Linked DNA regions of Mus musculus: region 2 is linked to region 1. Evidence: chromatin loops called from intact Hi-C (ENCODE). Cell type or tissue: left cerebral cortex. All regions are shown on one strand.

Region 1 (8,000 bases):
CTTCAGGACATTGCCTGGTGACATGCTCTGGGTTTCATCGGCTAGAACACATGTTAAAGCCCTTGAAGACAATCAGGTCCACGCTTCATTTCACAGATGGAAAGCCGGGGTCCAGAGAGAGGAAATGACTTGCCTAGGGTCTCTCGGCACACGTGGCAGCAGTTCAAGGTCATCTCTATCTAATCCGCTCAAACTTATAAATCGTGTAGGTAGCGGGTAGTGGTGGGGGTGATATGCCAGAGGTTTTCTGGCCTAGATCAAGCATCCACGCTGCTATTTGGGGGAAGATTTCGTGAGGATGGGGTTGTGTTTTCCTGGTTTCCTGGCTGTTCCTTCCTCTTGTGTTTGCACACCCCACAGGGTGTAGTAGAGAGATAAGCGAGATGCACACTCTATAATCAATAATGCAGCTTCTTCTGTCTCTGAGTGGAGTCTGTGGAAGTCGATGAGAATAGCACAGCTTGTAAATGTGCAGATTGGACCGGAGCCCTAAAGTGCACCCTAGAAAACACGGCTGCGTGTTCTTCATCTACAGCTAATTATAACTTTATTCATTACAGTCTGGCTCATAAGATTATAGACCTAAATCAGGAATAGAATATGTGTTACATATATATTTTTATAATACTTTTCCTCCGTCAGAAGTGAGTCTCTGCCTCGATCGGAGGCGTGAAGTCAGAGTCCCGTCCCTGAGTCAGGCATCTGCAATGTGGCATTTTCTGTCGCCGCCCCACACTTTGCTTAAAGCAACGTGAAGGTGTTAAACAACTCAGAACGAACCCGCCCCGCCCGCCCCACCCGGCAAATCACAGCGCCTGTCAAAGGAAGATGTAGAAGGAGTTATTAATCTTTGGGGCCAACTGTTTTTAATTATGTACATACAGTATTCAAATTAGTTTCAAAATGGTCTTGGAGGTTCAGTTCTTCCCCGCAGTTTATCCTGCCGGGCGTGCGGCCTGTAAGGGCCAAGGCCGAAGTCAAGACTGAAGACTGCCCTTGATCTATAGGGCTGTGGATCCTTGATCCACAGAACCCCTTGAGGATCAGTGTTTGGACTTCTTCCACTGTGGCTCTTTCCTTAGGTAACCTCAGTGCAGGCCTTGCTCTGGAATAGCATCTATATGCTAATGATGTCAAAACATGCTCTCTAGCCCTATTCTGTGCTCTTACCGGCACACGTACCTGCTCCACTTCAGTTTCTTCTTGAGGGCTTTGTAGACATCTGAAGGCTTCGATGCTCAAAGCAAAACTTGATCTCTAGCAAAGCATACCCTGCCCTGTGCTGCCCCGAGTATTCACATATACACGGTCACTATTTCTCAGTCAGTAACCACATCGGTGTGCTCACCCTGCAAAGCCATGGGATAGTCTGGATTCTTCTTTGCTTTCCATTCCCACACCAATGAGCGTATTTAATGGCCGACACACATTATACCCAGACGTATTCTCCTCCTCAACTGTGTCGTAGGTGCTCCCCGGTTGTCACCGTCTTGTCCTAGGCCACAGTAGCAGCTCCTTAGATCATATCACTGCTTCCTGCCTTGTATTTCCAAGGCCTATTCTCTACCCAGTAGCTGGAGGAAGTCTTTACACAGTTGTGTCCACTTCTCGGCTCACAGCCCTCCCATGGCACAAGCACAAACTCCAGATGCTCTGCAAGAACCTCGAGGGACTCTTCCTGAATCCAGTCCCAGCCTGTCCCCCGGCTCTCATCATCATGCTTCATGCTGTATGACAAGTCACTGGAACTCTTGAAACTCGTTAAGCCTCAGATACAGGACACACTCATTCTTCACCACTAAGATTCATCTTGTCATTAACCAGGTTGGAATCCGTCAACTGTTAGTTCTTCATGAGTTCTTCCCAGAGGCAGAGTCTGGACAGGGAGAGGGATGACCAACCCTTTCCACACCATCTCAGAGTACTGTCCTTATGGCTAACTCTTCTTGATGATATAACAGAATCCTTGACCAACATTGGGTATCTTTTGTTTCTTCCTTCCTTTCTCCCTCCTTCCCTTCTTCCTTCCTTCCTTTGTATGTATGTATGTATGTATGTATGTATGTATGTATGTATGTATGTATGTATGTATGTATATAAGTACACTGTTGCTGTCTTCAAACACACCAGAGGAGGGCATCAAATCCCATTACAGATGGTTGTGAGCCATCATGTGGTTGCTGGGATTTGAACTCAGGACCTTTGGAAAAGCAGTCGGTGCTCTTAACCACTGAGCCATCTCACCAGCCCCTAAATGTAGACAAAGACTCATACATGTAAATAATTTTAAAAAGATTTATTTATTTTATTTACATGAGTACACTGTTGCTGTCTTCAAACACACCAGAGGAGGGCATCAGATCCCATTACAGATGGTTGTGAGCCACCATGTGGTTGCTGGGATTTGAACTCAGGACCTCTGAAAGAGCAGTCAATACTCTTAACCTCTGAGCCATCTCCCCAATCCTGGGTATTTTTCATAATCTTTGTTAAACTTGTTTTCTGAGGCAGGGTCTTTCACTGGACCTAGAGCTCACTGATTCTGCTGCCAGCAAGTCCCAGGGATTCTCCTGCCTCCACCTCCCCAGTGCTGGGATTATAGGTGCACAGTACTACACGGGTGCTGGGGACCTGAGCATCGGTCCTTATGTCTGTGTAGTCAGAACCATAAGGACTGAGCCATTTCCTTAAAAACTCTCCTGCTCCCAGTTAGATGCTCTCTTTCATTCCATTGAGTTCTCAGATTCCTTGGCATCCCTGAGGGCAGGACATGTTCCGGCCTGCTTCTCCCTCCTCCATGTATAGCACTGGGTCTGGCACACAGTAGGCATACTGCAAAGAGACGATGAAAGCCAGTTGGCTCCTTAGCTGTCTTGTAACAACAGAGTTTCTTTGCCTCCACAGTCCTGCCTTTTCCTCAAAGTGTTAGATGGTAAGACCATCAGGAGCAAGTCCGAGATCCACCCACCCACCCACGCCTGGACTCTCCTGGTGCTATAACAGTGCAGAGTCCTTAGCAAGCACACAGTACATTTCTGTAGCTCAGAACTCACCACGGAGGGAAGTGTTGGGTCATCTTAAGCCAGTGAGAAGGATCGGCGTTGACTAGTGTTTGAGTCTTCTCTGCAGTGTCTTGGTTGGAGTCCTACCCAATAAAGAGGTACACATAGTCTTCTGACATTTTTGTTAAAAACAAAGGGAGACAAGAGAGTTTTCCCCCTTTTCCCGAAGATGGCAAATGAGGCCTGGCATGAAACATAGATTCACAAGGTTTTTTGTGTGCAAACAATATATCCATTATAGAAGAGTTTTATATTCCCTCATCTGACACGCAAGGGTGGCGCTTTGTATAAACCACATTGTTTGAGCAGAAAATTGTATTCTACAGATTTCATTTTGATAAGAGAATCCTGGCTTTGTCACCCAGCAACATTTTAAGAAGTCACATAAAGAGGCAATGCCTTGAAATTGTATTTTCCTAGTGAGCTAACTCTGGTAGGAATCACCACTTCCCACAGTTCCCTGTTACATTCTGAATAGTCTTGGTTTGATTGGAAATGTGTGCTGGCCAAGGCCATAGTCTTTTGTGGCAGCTACCCTGGGTGTGTGTCACTCATGTCAATGACACCAAGACCATCATTGTTATTGTCATCATTGTCGTCATCGTCATCATCATCATCATTGATGTTCACCTTTGTTGAGGGTAGTCTGTGCCTTCTGGGTAGTATCTTTGGAAATTCCACTTGTTTCGTTCTAGAGACCCAGAATCACATAGCCCAGCCTGGCCTCAAACTCCTCATAAATCCAGCCTGACTGTGCATGTCTGACCCTCCTGCCTCCACATCCTGACTGTAGGGATCACAAGCATGCACATCCATGTCTAGGTTATGCTGTGGTGGAGACTGAACCCAGGGCCTTCTGAATGCTGCCTCTTCAGTGCCCTGTCAACTGAGTCACATCTTCAGGACGGATATCCCTGGCTCATCAAAAAAGTGGTGCGGTGGACAGAAACCTGTCTTTCCACTTCCATAGGCTTCTCCTGACAGCAAGGGGGAAATTCTAGACAGTCTCTCTTTGATATGGAAGGAGTCATAGAGCCTGGAAGTTCATGTGCCAGAGGAGACATGATTCACAGTCACCGTACTGTGTGGGAAGGACGAACTGGGACGCAAACTGCCAGCACGCTCCAGGGTTTGCCTCTCGGTAATGCGAGCTTTGCAGTCTGGCCAGGAGTGAGCTTTTTACCATAAACATTCAGGGCATGCTGCTTATGTTTTAAAAGTGACGTGTTTTAATTTCCAGCCAAAAATACTATATGTTTGGATTGCAGTTTCTCAAGTTGCTAAAAAATTATTCAGAGGAGATGAAAACCTGCCATGCGGTAGAGGAAGCAGCCTGATGTTTAATGCAAAGGCGAGACCGAATCTCTCCGAACGAGGCATGGTCTCCTCTTTAAACCCGCCTGTGAACATGAATGCGGCAGAGCTGAGACATTTGGGGTCTGCCACGAACTGGTGTCATCTATGGTCAACTTGGATGCCCTTGGAAACATCAGGGAAAATTCATTTAAATGCATCCTCTTTTTTCCCATTTATTATGGATAGAGAAGACAAAATAAACCCATGAAGCTGCAGGAGCAAGGAGCTTTCAAATTTTAATGTCTTGTGATGGTAAAGGTTGCTTCCCACCTATATATGAGGAGTCAGAAAGAGGCTGTGCTCTGTGCCCCTGTGTGCTCTGATGGGGATGGGGGTGGGGGTGGGGGTGGGAGTAGCACCCACCACCTTGAACACTGTCAGTCACCACACAACAGGGAGCTTGGGAGCACTGCAGTGACGGCTAAACACCAAACAGTTAAATGTTCTGGTCCAGAAGCAATACGTGTCATCTCTGTTGACAACTCATTGACCAGAGCTGGCTGCCTTGAGACACACCATCTCTGTGCAATGCGGTCTGTGCCTGGAAGGAGAACCTGAGAGTAGCAAACAGCATCCAGGCCTCCACGCTGGCTATCGAGTATTGAGTGCACATGAAACGGCAGAAAGGAAAGAAAGAGCCCATACTCATATCTCAGCGGGAGAGAAAGCTTGACTCCTAACTTAATTTTAATTCATTCTGAACAAGATGCAAGATCTTTCCTTTTATTTTTCTCTCTTCTCTCTCTGTCCTTTAATATCTAAGAAATTGTCTGTAAAATCTCTTTGTACTTGAAAAGCAACTAAGCCATTAAGGTTAAGATGGATTCTTTAGTCTGGGTAGGTGTAGATGTAAGGGTGTGTGTGTGTGTGTGTGTGTGTGTGTGTGTGCATCTGTGTTCTAAGTTTTCTCTTGGTTTGTTCCAAACTTACTCATGGAAGGGAAGGAAATGGGTGGAATTAATGCTCCAAAAATCCAGCTTTGGGAAATGACGGATGAAACGAGGAAAGATTAGTGTTCCAGGTCCCAGTCCTCTGTCCTCTTACTTTTCTGGGATTAAAACAAAGCTAGCTGGCTTCCAGGGCTTGGTGTAAAATTCCGTGTCTTGTTCATGCCTGGATTCCTCCTGTTAGCCACAATCCCTGGTCTAGGATAAGTCCCGTAGTCAGTGTTTACAAGATAGGTAGAGCCCATATAGTTGGCCCAGGAAGCTGGGCTAGGGTAGCAGGCAGGGGACGTGAGAAATGTTGACCACAGAACCTCAGAGGTTTGTGAAGAACAGAGACAACAATCTTAGTTGTCTGGAACCAGGTCACTTGCCTTCCCAGCAGGCCCTGGGGCTAATCTGCTCATGCTGGCTTGAACGGGAGTCCTGGTCTACTAGATGAGAACCACTAGAACAACATGCCCTTTACCAAACAAAAACCAACACCCACCTCGATAGAGGCTTGCTCTGGTCTCCTCAGCAGAGGTGTATTGCGCTGGGAGCACAGCTTCCTCCCCCAATGGGCTCTGTCTAATTGAGCCACCTCAATGCCAAGATTCATCAGGCCTAGAACTCAGGACTGCTCTGAGCAAGACCTGATTTCCAAAGAAATCTAAGAAACTTCAGGGTGTCTGTGTTTGGGTAACTGTACCCAATACACGGTTTGAGCCCAGATGACATACATGTACAAACATTGCATGTCGACATGATTTTCTACCCTCAGTGAAAAAATCTAAGCATTTGTCCTCATCCTCCTTGAGAATAGTGTAAAGTGGTAGGGTTTGTTACAAAGGGTCTGGCATTTGACTATCTTGATTTAGTTATAATCTGTAGACACATACATACATACATACATACATACATATATACATATGTGTAACTGTACACATACATACACACACAGACACACAGATACACACACACTTCTCCAGCCTATAGTCCCATGGACCTTTAAATGTAATATCATTAGGCTTAATTAACATATCCTTTATTGCCTCTGGCATTTGCCTTTTATTTTAGGACCCCCCCACACACACTCTCTTGATCACCCCCACAGCTCGAGTTATCTCTAGAAACCTCATGAATTCAGCAACTTCAGCCACTTGAGCATAGGCATCCTCTCATCTCTTTCTTCTCTGCTCTCAGCTGCAAAGGGGCTGCTGCTGGCGCCCTTTTAGCCTAGGCTAGCCTGGCACAGAGCTGGTGCGTTGTCAGGGATAGCCAGAGATTAGTGAGGTACACTCAACAGTGTGTGGGTACCGAAAGACCCACTGCAAAGGTGGGCGTAGTGATCCATGCTTGTAATAACAGCACTTAAGAGGCTGAAGCAGGTGAAGCCTAAGTTTAAGGCCAGCCCGGCTTTACATAGTGAGTTCCCAGCCGGCCATGCGCAAAACAAAACAAAAAGAGATTTAGAGGAAAAGAGGAGGGTGTTTGTTTTTGATATCTTTAATTATGCATGAGTATGTGTGTGTGTCCGTGGATGTGAGTGCGGGTATCCACAGAAACCAGAGGTGTTGGTTCCCCTTGGAATTGGAGTTACAGGTGCTTGTGAACTGCCTGGTGTAGGTACTGGGATTCAAACTCGGGTCCTTGGGAAGAGCAGTGTGTCCTCTGAACTGCTGAGTCATCTCTCCACCCAGGGCCCGGGCTGGACAGAGAGGCAGGAACACAGAGACAGAGAGATACTAATTATAATCACATATACCCAGAAGACCCAGGATTAGCACTGGTGAGCGGGAGACCTGGAAGTGTTTGGTGATGTCCCTCTAGTCCAAGGACAAAGGCCAGATATGAGAGCCTGGTATGAGAGCCAGTCTGAGGGCAGGAGAAGAGATCAAGCCGGTTTTGTTGGCAGTTTCTTTGTAACCACAGCTTCTAGTAGCAGTCCTGCCTGCATTAGGGGGGCCAACTCGGTCAGTAGACATGTTAAATCTCACCCTCACAGGCGCACCCTGAAGATCTGACCAATGTCTAGACACTCCGTGCCTCAGACTGGCTGAGACATAAAATTAATCATCAAGCCAGGTAATCAGTAAAATATCACTTAATTAATTAACTAGTTAATTTATTAATGAGCAAAGTGTGAGTGCTGCTAGTTTGCTTATCACCGTAGGTGCAGGTTCCTGTCGCTGACTTTGAATTGTCCCCAGCTCCTCTCACACTTGTGTGGAAGGTATCCTGAGAAAATGAAGGGCATAGTCACACATGCACAGTCCCATAGCCCCTACGTAGTGCTGCCATCTGCATTTGACTTGTCCTGAGCCCTAGGAAAGCTACCATGACTCTGGATTGTCCCTCTGTGGTCCTCTCTGTACATTACACTAAAGTTCCTTTCTGCTGCCACCTCCCAAGGGCTCAGGTCTGCATAGATGCAGAGCAAAAGCTGGGCCACCATAATTACAAACCTGATTCGGAGCACATGGCGGCTCAGGGTCCTTGTGCTGCCCCCCTGACTCCTTACAAACCTACCCTTCTTGGGATCTTTAAAGAGCTGCTCCCGCATTGGCCTTGTGCTTTCCACAGACACTGAACGGAGCCAGCAGAGCCCATGCCAGCAAGCCCTCTGCAGCCAGACCGATTTGCTTGCCACTAGCTG
Region 2 (8,000 bases), 55 kb after region 1:
TCCTTTACCTTGGCTACTTTGTGGGTTCTTCTTTTTCTTCGACTCTCTCAACCCCCTAACACTAGATAGAGAGAAAAAATGATAGAAGAAACATTATAGTTAGACAACTTCCTGCTGATTAGGAGCATTGAGTTCTGGGGATGAGGCAAGTTTGATCTTCTCTGTCAGGATATTAATCTAATTTCTTCTCTTTTCTTTGCACATGACTACTTAACAAACTGTGACCAACAGCAACCAACCAACAACCACTTCACATCTCGGGGACCCTAACTTTTATATAACCCTCTGAAAAATCCCCAGAATTCGAAATGTCACACAATTTTAGAAACCATCTGCAGCTGGTGAGATCACACCCCTGCTAGAGCATGAGGCAAATCACAATCAGCTGCTGTGGGGAATCTGAAGCAGCCCCGTGTCCCATGTCTGGAATTACAACAAAAACATATTCCCATACTGTTTCTGTGTTTTCCAAAGAAACCAGAATTCTCACTACAATGCAGCCCTCCATAGTAAACAGAGCTATAAACTTTGAAGATAGAAGAGACACAGAGAAAGAACTCAATAGAAACCGGGAGGCAGGGTCTAAAAGAACCGGGATGATATGAAGGATGAGGATGCTCCTAACAGACAAAAGACACACAGGAGAGGGAGGGGTGGGAGGAAGTAAGGATGCCAGAGTCACATGCCAGCTGCTAAGAAAAAAAGTGTAGGGCCCTCCAAATGGCTCAGCAGGTAAACATGTTTACTGTGGAAGGCTGATTGCCTGAGTCCAATACCCAGAGACCAGGAAAAGGCAGGAGGAGAAAACCTACACCACATGCATGCACCACCACCACCACCAATAATTTTTTTTTACATAAATAGATTTATGTACTACTATGGCGGTACAGGCATATAATCCTAAAACTCTGGAGGCATGGACAGGAGACTATAAATTCCAGACTAGCTTTGTCTACATAGTAAATACCAGGCCAGCCAAGGCTGCATAGTAAAACCCTGTCTCAACAAACAAACAAACAAACAAACAAATTTAGCACAGCTTTAAAAATTGCTGTAAAGTTTACCTACATATATTTCTTGTTTTTTTTTTCTTTTTTTACAGAAATAGTTTAAATAACAATATTAAAATAGCAATGAACAGTGCCTAAGACTAAAAGGTATATGATCTTTGGGCTTAACCAGCTGTAAATCTATAATTTTTTGAGTCTTCTGTGTCTCTTAACTTCCTTGTGACCTAAGAGAGTAAGGATTCCTCCGACCCTTTTCTTATTTTCTTTTTCTTTTTCTTTTCTTTTCTTTTTTCTTTCTTTCTTTCTTTTTTTTTTTTTTTTTTTTGAGACAGGGTTTTTCTGTATAGCCCTGGCTGTCCTGGAACTCACTTTGTAGACTAGGCTAGCCTCAAACTCAGAAATCTGCCTGCCTCTGCCTCCCAGGTACTGGAATTAAAGGCATGCACCACCACCACCCGGCTCCTCTGACCCTTTTAACTATGTTTTTATCCTATCAGTCTGTAATCCCAGCCAGCGTGCCTCTAAAACTAACTATGATCATGATCTCAACCTCAGAAGAGCTGACCACTCTCTTCAGTAGTCTGGACCTGTGCCCTTTTCCTAAGATTCTCTCTCTCTCCCCTCTCCCCTCTCCCCTCTCCCCTCCCCCCTCTCTCCCTCTCCTCCCTCTCTGTCTCTCCATCCCTCCCTCCTCCTTAAAGGCCCAGAATTAAATCTATATTGAAACTGTTTCTGTGGGCTGGGGTGATGACTCAAGAGGTTAATATTCTTTTTTTTTTTTTTTTTTTTTTTTGGTTTTTCGAGACAGGGTTTCTCTGTGTAGCCCAGGCTGGCCTCAAACTCAGAAATCCGCCTGCCTCTGCCTTCCGAGTGCTGGGATTAAAGACGTACGCCACCATGCCTGGCTGAGGTTAATATTCTTACCACCCAAGCTGTCATACAAAAACCACAGGAGAGAGCCTGCCTCAAAAACAATATGGAAGGAGCTATCCAACTTCCCAAAAGTTGTCCTCTGACCTCCACATATGCCCCATAGCACATACATGTCCACATTCACATGCTTACATTCACACTCACACAATAATGACTAAATACATTAATTTATTAAAGAAAAACCAACTTTTGTCTTTAACTCCAGTTTGTTTGTTTGTTTGTTTGTTTGTTTGTTTGAAGTCTAGGTTTGCTTCACAGGGAAGCATCCTGGAATTCTTAGCCAAGAGTCCAGGCTTCACCTAAGTGGAATCTCTGAACAGACTGCTCTCTACCCAGTTACAGGATGTTACATCACCAAGGGCCAGGTGCTCTCCCTCTCCTGGTCTCTCTCTGTCTTCTGCCTCTGACATAACCACAGGCATCAATCAATGAAAACTCATCCAGAAAGATGAATCCACATAGTAGAGGTTAGTCTTAGTTCAGGCACGCACTGTTTCTGAAGAATGGTGATTCCACAGTATTTAAACTAATAATCTTGCTATCCCGGGACATGGGAAGAGTCTCTCCTGAGGTCCCAGTGGCTTCCTTCTGGAATAGCCGGCTCCCAGTTGTCAGCCAGTTACAGCAGTTTAGATTGCTTACTAGATGTTTCCACCAGAGCACCTGAGAGCACTGTCTTATGTTCATTGGATGCTATGCCACAACCCAGAACCCAAAGGAGATCGGCTCAAACTCAGTTCACTTGTGACTTGGGGAGAGCTGTGACCCAGCAACAATGAGATCATTGAACTGGTCAGTTCAAACCATCCCCTCAGTGCCTGGCGTGTGTGCTGCCACGCGGCATGTGTAGGCTCCAAGGCACTCCGCATCAACATCCGAAGAGAGAATTCATTACTATCTTCATCTTCTAGATAAAGACTCTGAGGTCGTGACAGCAGATGTTTCTGGAACAGAAGTTTTAAAGACGCTTCGTGCCTTAAAGAGAATATTCTGTTTGTTTCTCACAACTTATTTTGAGGGGAGTTATGGTCTCCAAATCTAATCGCTGAACCCCTCATGACTTATGGCTTAGAATGTATCTGGAGATAAGAGTCCTTAAAGAAATAAGGCTTTTGGGATGGGCTCCAATCCAATCTGACAGGTGTTGTTTGTTTGTTTGTTTGTTTGTTCAGGGGGTGGTTTGTTTGTTGGTGTTTTATTTGGGGGGGGGTTGTTTGTTTTGGTTTTGATCGTTTTAAAGAAGAGGAAATGTGGGCTGTGGACACACGGGCCTATTTACACACAGAAGAAAGAATGTCTAAGGCCAGCAAAGCAGAGATACCGGAAAAGACACCAGCTTTGTCTGCCTATACCTTGATTTGGACTTGCAGCCTCTGGAAGTCTGAGATGACCAGCTTCTGTTGTTCCAATCTGTGGGGTTTTCTCATAATCGAGTCTCATGGTGACAAGCTACTGCGATCCCTCAGATGATGAGGCTGAGGCCCAGGAGACCTGGGACTGAGGAGCTGGGACCCTGGGGTTAGCACCAGGACTCTAGAGTCCACTGCCGGTCCCTCTTCTCTCTTCACATAAAAGTAACGACTATTGATCACTCCCACAGAAGAGCAAAACTGAAAGCCTGAGGCTGAAAGATGACATCATCATCGTCGTCGTTGTATCGATCGGCATTGCCTTATGACACAAATTCATCTCCAGCTAACAGTTCTCTGATTCTCAGGGTGGGAAGGGCAATAAAGAGAGTGATCAATAGACAGAAAGCCTTCTGTAGTCTTAAGAGTTAATTCAGGGACCAGATAAATGCGATGCCTTGTGAGTTAAAGTTACTAATAGCAAGCAAGAAACACTCGAGATGGCTATGACTGGCACGGTAACTCAGGGAGACGGTCCTGACCCTGAAGCCAGGGTTTCTCATCTATTCCTTGTGGCTTAGTGTGGAAGATGGCTTGAGCGAGCCATCTGATGTCTCTGCACTGCCCTTCCCTCGCCTGTAACACAAGGTCAACGATTTCAGCTTTGGACGGCTGCAGCAGAGAGAGTCCAAACCGGAAGTCATCTGGGGAAGCTCTGAATGTTAAACAGCCCACCACGCATCATCTCCGAGCAAACCAACAGGAACCACAGAGTTTCGCTGTCCTCTGTGGCGGGCCTATTCTAAGCGGTGCGCTGGGTGGGGAGGGAGGAAGTCTCCATCCAAGGCTTTGGCAAAATGAGACAGGTGAACAGTGCCAGAACGCTACAGTGCTTGGGGGAGGAGGCGGGCGCTTGGAAAGCTCCTGTACCCGCTCAACATGCAAACTGTTGCAGTTCCCAAACTCACATAGATCTCACTGCTTCCCAAAGAGAGGCGCGATGACACATTTCCCACACGGAGCATACCGCGCAGGCTGCTGAGGGGAGGGGTGTGTGCGGGAGTACGAGTGTGAGTGTGTGTTTGTATTCTGAGAGGCTGTCTGTGAAATCTAAAGGGCCAATATCACACTCAATAGCAGCAGCTCAGAACAGCCAACACCGTCTGCGGAGCCCCATCCTATGTGACACGACATAACTTGTAACAGATAACATTCTGGAAGTGATGCGGGGGTCTGTCTGAGGGTGGATTCTGAGGGAGTTTGCTAGCTTTGCCTTGCTTTGACGAACCATAGCAGAGAACAAGCATTCTCTTTGCTTTGTGGTGGGCATGAGAATCTGGACAGAGAACACTCGAAGGAAGGGCAGGGCAGGAAGATTCTGGGCTGAGGGTACACGACTGTGTACACAATAGCAAGAATACACTAACCTAGCATGAATCCGCCCTAGATACCCCAGTGTGCAGTCTGAGGACAGGGGTCTTTAATTTTGTGCTACAGCACAGGGGCTTGCAAGAAGCACTAGATGTTAAGCACTCTCACCAGGAAAACAAAACAAAACAGGTAACTGTGTGGGACGGCTACATTAACTGCTTGACTGAAGTACTCATCCCACTGTGGATATTCATGTCAAAACATCGAATAGCATACCTTAAATATATGCAGTGGCTATTTAAAAACAAAGCGGTAGTGTGTGAGGCTGAAGCTATTGTTAGCTGCAGCCCTAGTAGATTGTGAGGTTTTTTGGCAGTTTTACTCTATAAAGGTTTTAACAACTAAGTTAAAACTCAGAATGAGTGCATGGCTTATAGGACGTCCACAAGCCAAGGCATTCATTTGGAAAAGAACAAGATCCCTTGGCACTATGCCACCAGTCCCAAGGAGCAGGCCCTTGCACCGGCACTGTGTTATGGGGGCGGAGGTGGGGGGCAGTAGTGTCCACTGTTTTGTAACTACGTCTGACCCTTTTGTCCTCCAGGCTGAGGACCTTGGGAAAGGCCAGCTACACAACTCTGGGCAGAGGCACCAACTCAGGCCTTAGAGATGCTAATGTGTATAGTGGCTCAGAGTTGATTGGCAGGCAGCAGAACAATAAGCTTGGAAAAGTGAATGAACCAGGATGAGACTGAGACTGCAGGGTCTCTGGGATGGAGGAAGTGAAGGTTTCTATCTGGCTTCAGATTTTGACAGCAGCCCATTTGAGAAGGATTCAAATACTGCAGGGAGGATGCCAGCAAGTAACCAACTGACTTAAACTTCTCCCTTTTAAATGTGAGGATCCGTGTGGAGGAGCTTCTGGGGGTCCCGAGATGAAACACATGGCTCCATTTGCAGGTGGGGTTTCCTGGGAAGAGGAGACTGTCCAGGCATTTGTGACTCCACAACATTTAACATATTTAAAAGCCAAGGCCCTGGGTCTCCAGGCTGTGCTGTAAGGAAGTGGGTCTGAAATGTGAAAGCCTGATGATGGTAACACCCCCAGGGACTCACATACCCCCCCAGACCACCCCCAGTGCCCCACAGGTCCCCCAGGCCCTCCCCCAGGGCTCCACAGACCCACAGACCCCCCAGGGGCCCACAGACCCCCAGGGCTCCACAGACCCTCAGGCCCTCCCCAGGGACCCACAGGTCCCCCAGGCCCTACCCCAGGGCTCTAAAGTTCCCCAGACCCTCCCTAGAGCCCCACATGCCCCCAGACCACCCCCAGTACCCCACAGGCCCCCCAGATTCTCCCCCAGGGCCCCACAGACCCATAGGGCCCCCAGAGCCCCTCAGGGCCCCACAGACCTCCCCAGGACCCCCAGACTCCCAGGCCCTCCCCCAGGGCCCCACAGACCCCCAGAGCCCCCTCCCAGGGCCCCACAGACCCCATGTCCTCCCAGGCCCTCCAGCTCCTCTATATCTGTTCCTATCTCCCCTATCTAGCCTCCCAACCACCAATTCATGGCCCTTCTTTTCCTTTTCATGTGGCATTTGATACTCAGGACCATTCCTCTCAGAAACTCTGACCTGTCTCTGTGACACAAGCATTCAGTGTTTCTTGCCTCTCTGGTTTTCTCCATACCTTTGCTAGCCCATTCACCCATTAAGTGCCCAGCTCTGCCCTGTGTCCTTTTCTGCTAACCCAATACAGACACACTTGGTGTCACTAGTGATGTGGGTTCCCTGAGTGTGACAGAACCATTCCTAGATCTTTATGAGCTTAATTCAGGGATGCCAGGGTTCTAGATAATCCAGGAGTTCACAGCTGTACATAGATAGGATTGGCCCTACTCTGTATCCATTTAGGGCTGTCCTTTTAGCACAGTCCATTTAGATCTGGGGTCACATTCTCTGCCTCATGATCCATACCAGGCCATCTTTACTTCTTCAGGGGTTCTTAGCCCCTGTCTCACTCTTGGTGCCCTTGCATACGATCACTCTCCCTTGGCATTTTATTCCACTAGAAACCTGTGGCAAGTTGAGTCAGTGGTACAAGTCCTGAGTCTTCGTCCTTTTTCTTCCCATGTAGCTCAGCCCTTCAGCAACCCAGCAGCTCTGTCGCTTGGGCTCCTGGTCTGTCCCGTTGGCCTCTGTCTGTCTCCACACTCACCCTTCATACCTTGCTGCACTGGTAGCTTTAGCATTCTCTACTGAAACCCTTTGTATTTTTACTCTGACAAAAGTGTGGATGCTCCAGCACAGATAGATCATGAGCCTTCCAGAAGCTGGTCGCCTCCCAGCCAGTCCATAGTCTACCTCTCCTACTGTTCTCAGATTACACAGGCCACATTTCAGGTGCTCAAGGGCATGTGTGGCCAGTGGCTTCCATCCCGGTAGATCGTGGAACACTGCCAGCTTACAGAATATTGAGCCGGATGTTGCTGGTCTAGCAATGACCTCTGCAGTTCAGTGTGGGTCACCTCTTCTTGGGGTTTGGGGACATTCCAGGGTAGGCTCATGGCATAGTCCAGAGCACCTTTGAGCTGTCTCTATTACACAGTGTGCAATTAACATAACAGCTCTGACATTTTGTAGGGTTTCTGAGGGCAGGGATGGTGTTTTTCTTGTCTCACTATCACCTTGTACATTTCAATGAGAAATGCACCCCATAGACTTCACTATTTGAATACATAGTCCCTAGTTGGTAGTGTTCATTGGGGGAGGTTTAGGAGATATGGTTTTGAGAGTGAAAAGCCCTTCCTACTTCTAATCCTCTGTCTGTCTGTCTGTCTGTCTGTCTGTCTCTCTCTCTCTCTGTGTGTGTGTGTGTGTGTCTTTCTGTCTCTCTCTCCTTTGCAGAGCTGGCTGGTGGGATTCTGCTTACAGAAGCCTCCTAGGGGAGACGAGGTGGGACCCCAACACTGGAGGTAGAAGGAAAGAAGCCTTTTTATTCCCTTGGCTGGGGCAACAGAGGTGACCCAAGACAACTATTGAACACCTTTGCTTTTCTGTGCAAATAATTACATTCGAAGATTCGGGTCCAATCTGGCTTCCTCTCTCCAGGGTGGGGAGTTCACACTGTTAGGAAGTCACAGAATCCTAGAATTGGAAGGGACCTTAAAAGTAATGTAACTCAGCCCTCCATCCAACATATTAATCTCCTCAGCAGCGGGAGCCTCCACTCATCACAGTCGGGAGCAGGGAGCACCCTCTTCCTGGCTATTACATTTCCAGGCAGCTATTTGGGTGGAAAGTGCTTTTTTTAATATTGAACTGCAGCCTGCCTTTT

What was found. A loop is a pair of places that touch in the nucleus more often than their neighbours do. Peaks named below come from ENCODE experiments on the same cell type or tissue, not always from the same donor. Only the 100,000 strongest peaks of a DNase experiment are listed, where the experiment ranks them.
Region 2: it touches region 1 in a loop (8-fold over the local background); 2 of 42 quality-filtered maps call a loop at or near these places.

The regions. Positions count from the first base shown.
Region 1 is chr4:124,206,087-124,214,086 of GRCm38, forward strand. No RefSeq gene overlaps it. Among named protein-coding and RNA genes, the nearest start is that of Gm40242, 62 kb to the right of the region's middle. In left cerebral cortex, no CTCF peak of the experiment used is centred here; DNase peaks (open chromatin) are centred at 546, 633 and 4,229.
Region 2 is chr4:124,261,475-124,269,474 of GRCm38, forward strand. No RefSeq gene overlaps it. Among named protein-coding and RNA genes, the nearest start is that of Gm40242, 6.9 kb to the right of the region's middle. In left cerebral cortex, no CTCF peak of the experiment used is centred here; DNase peaks (open chromatin) are centred at 4,263 and 5,110.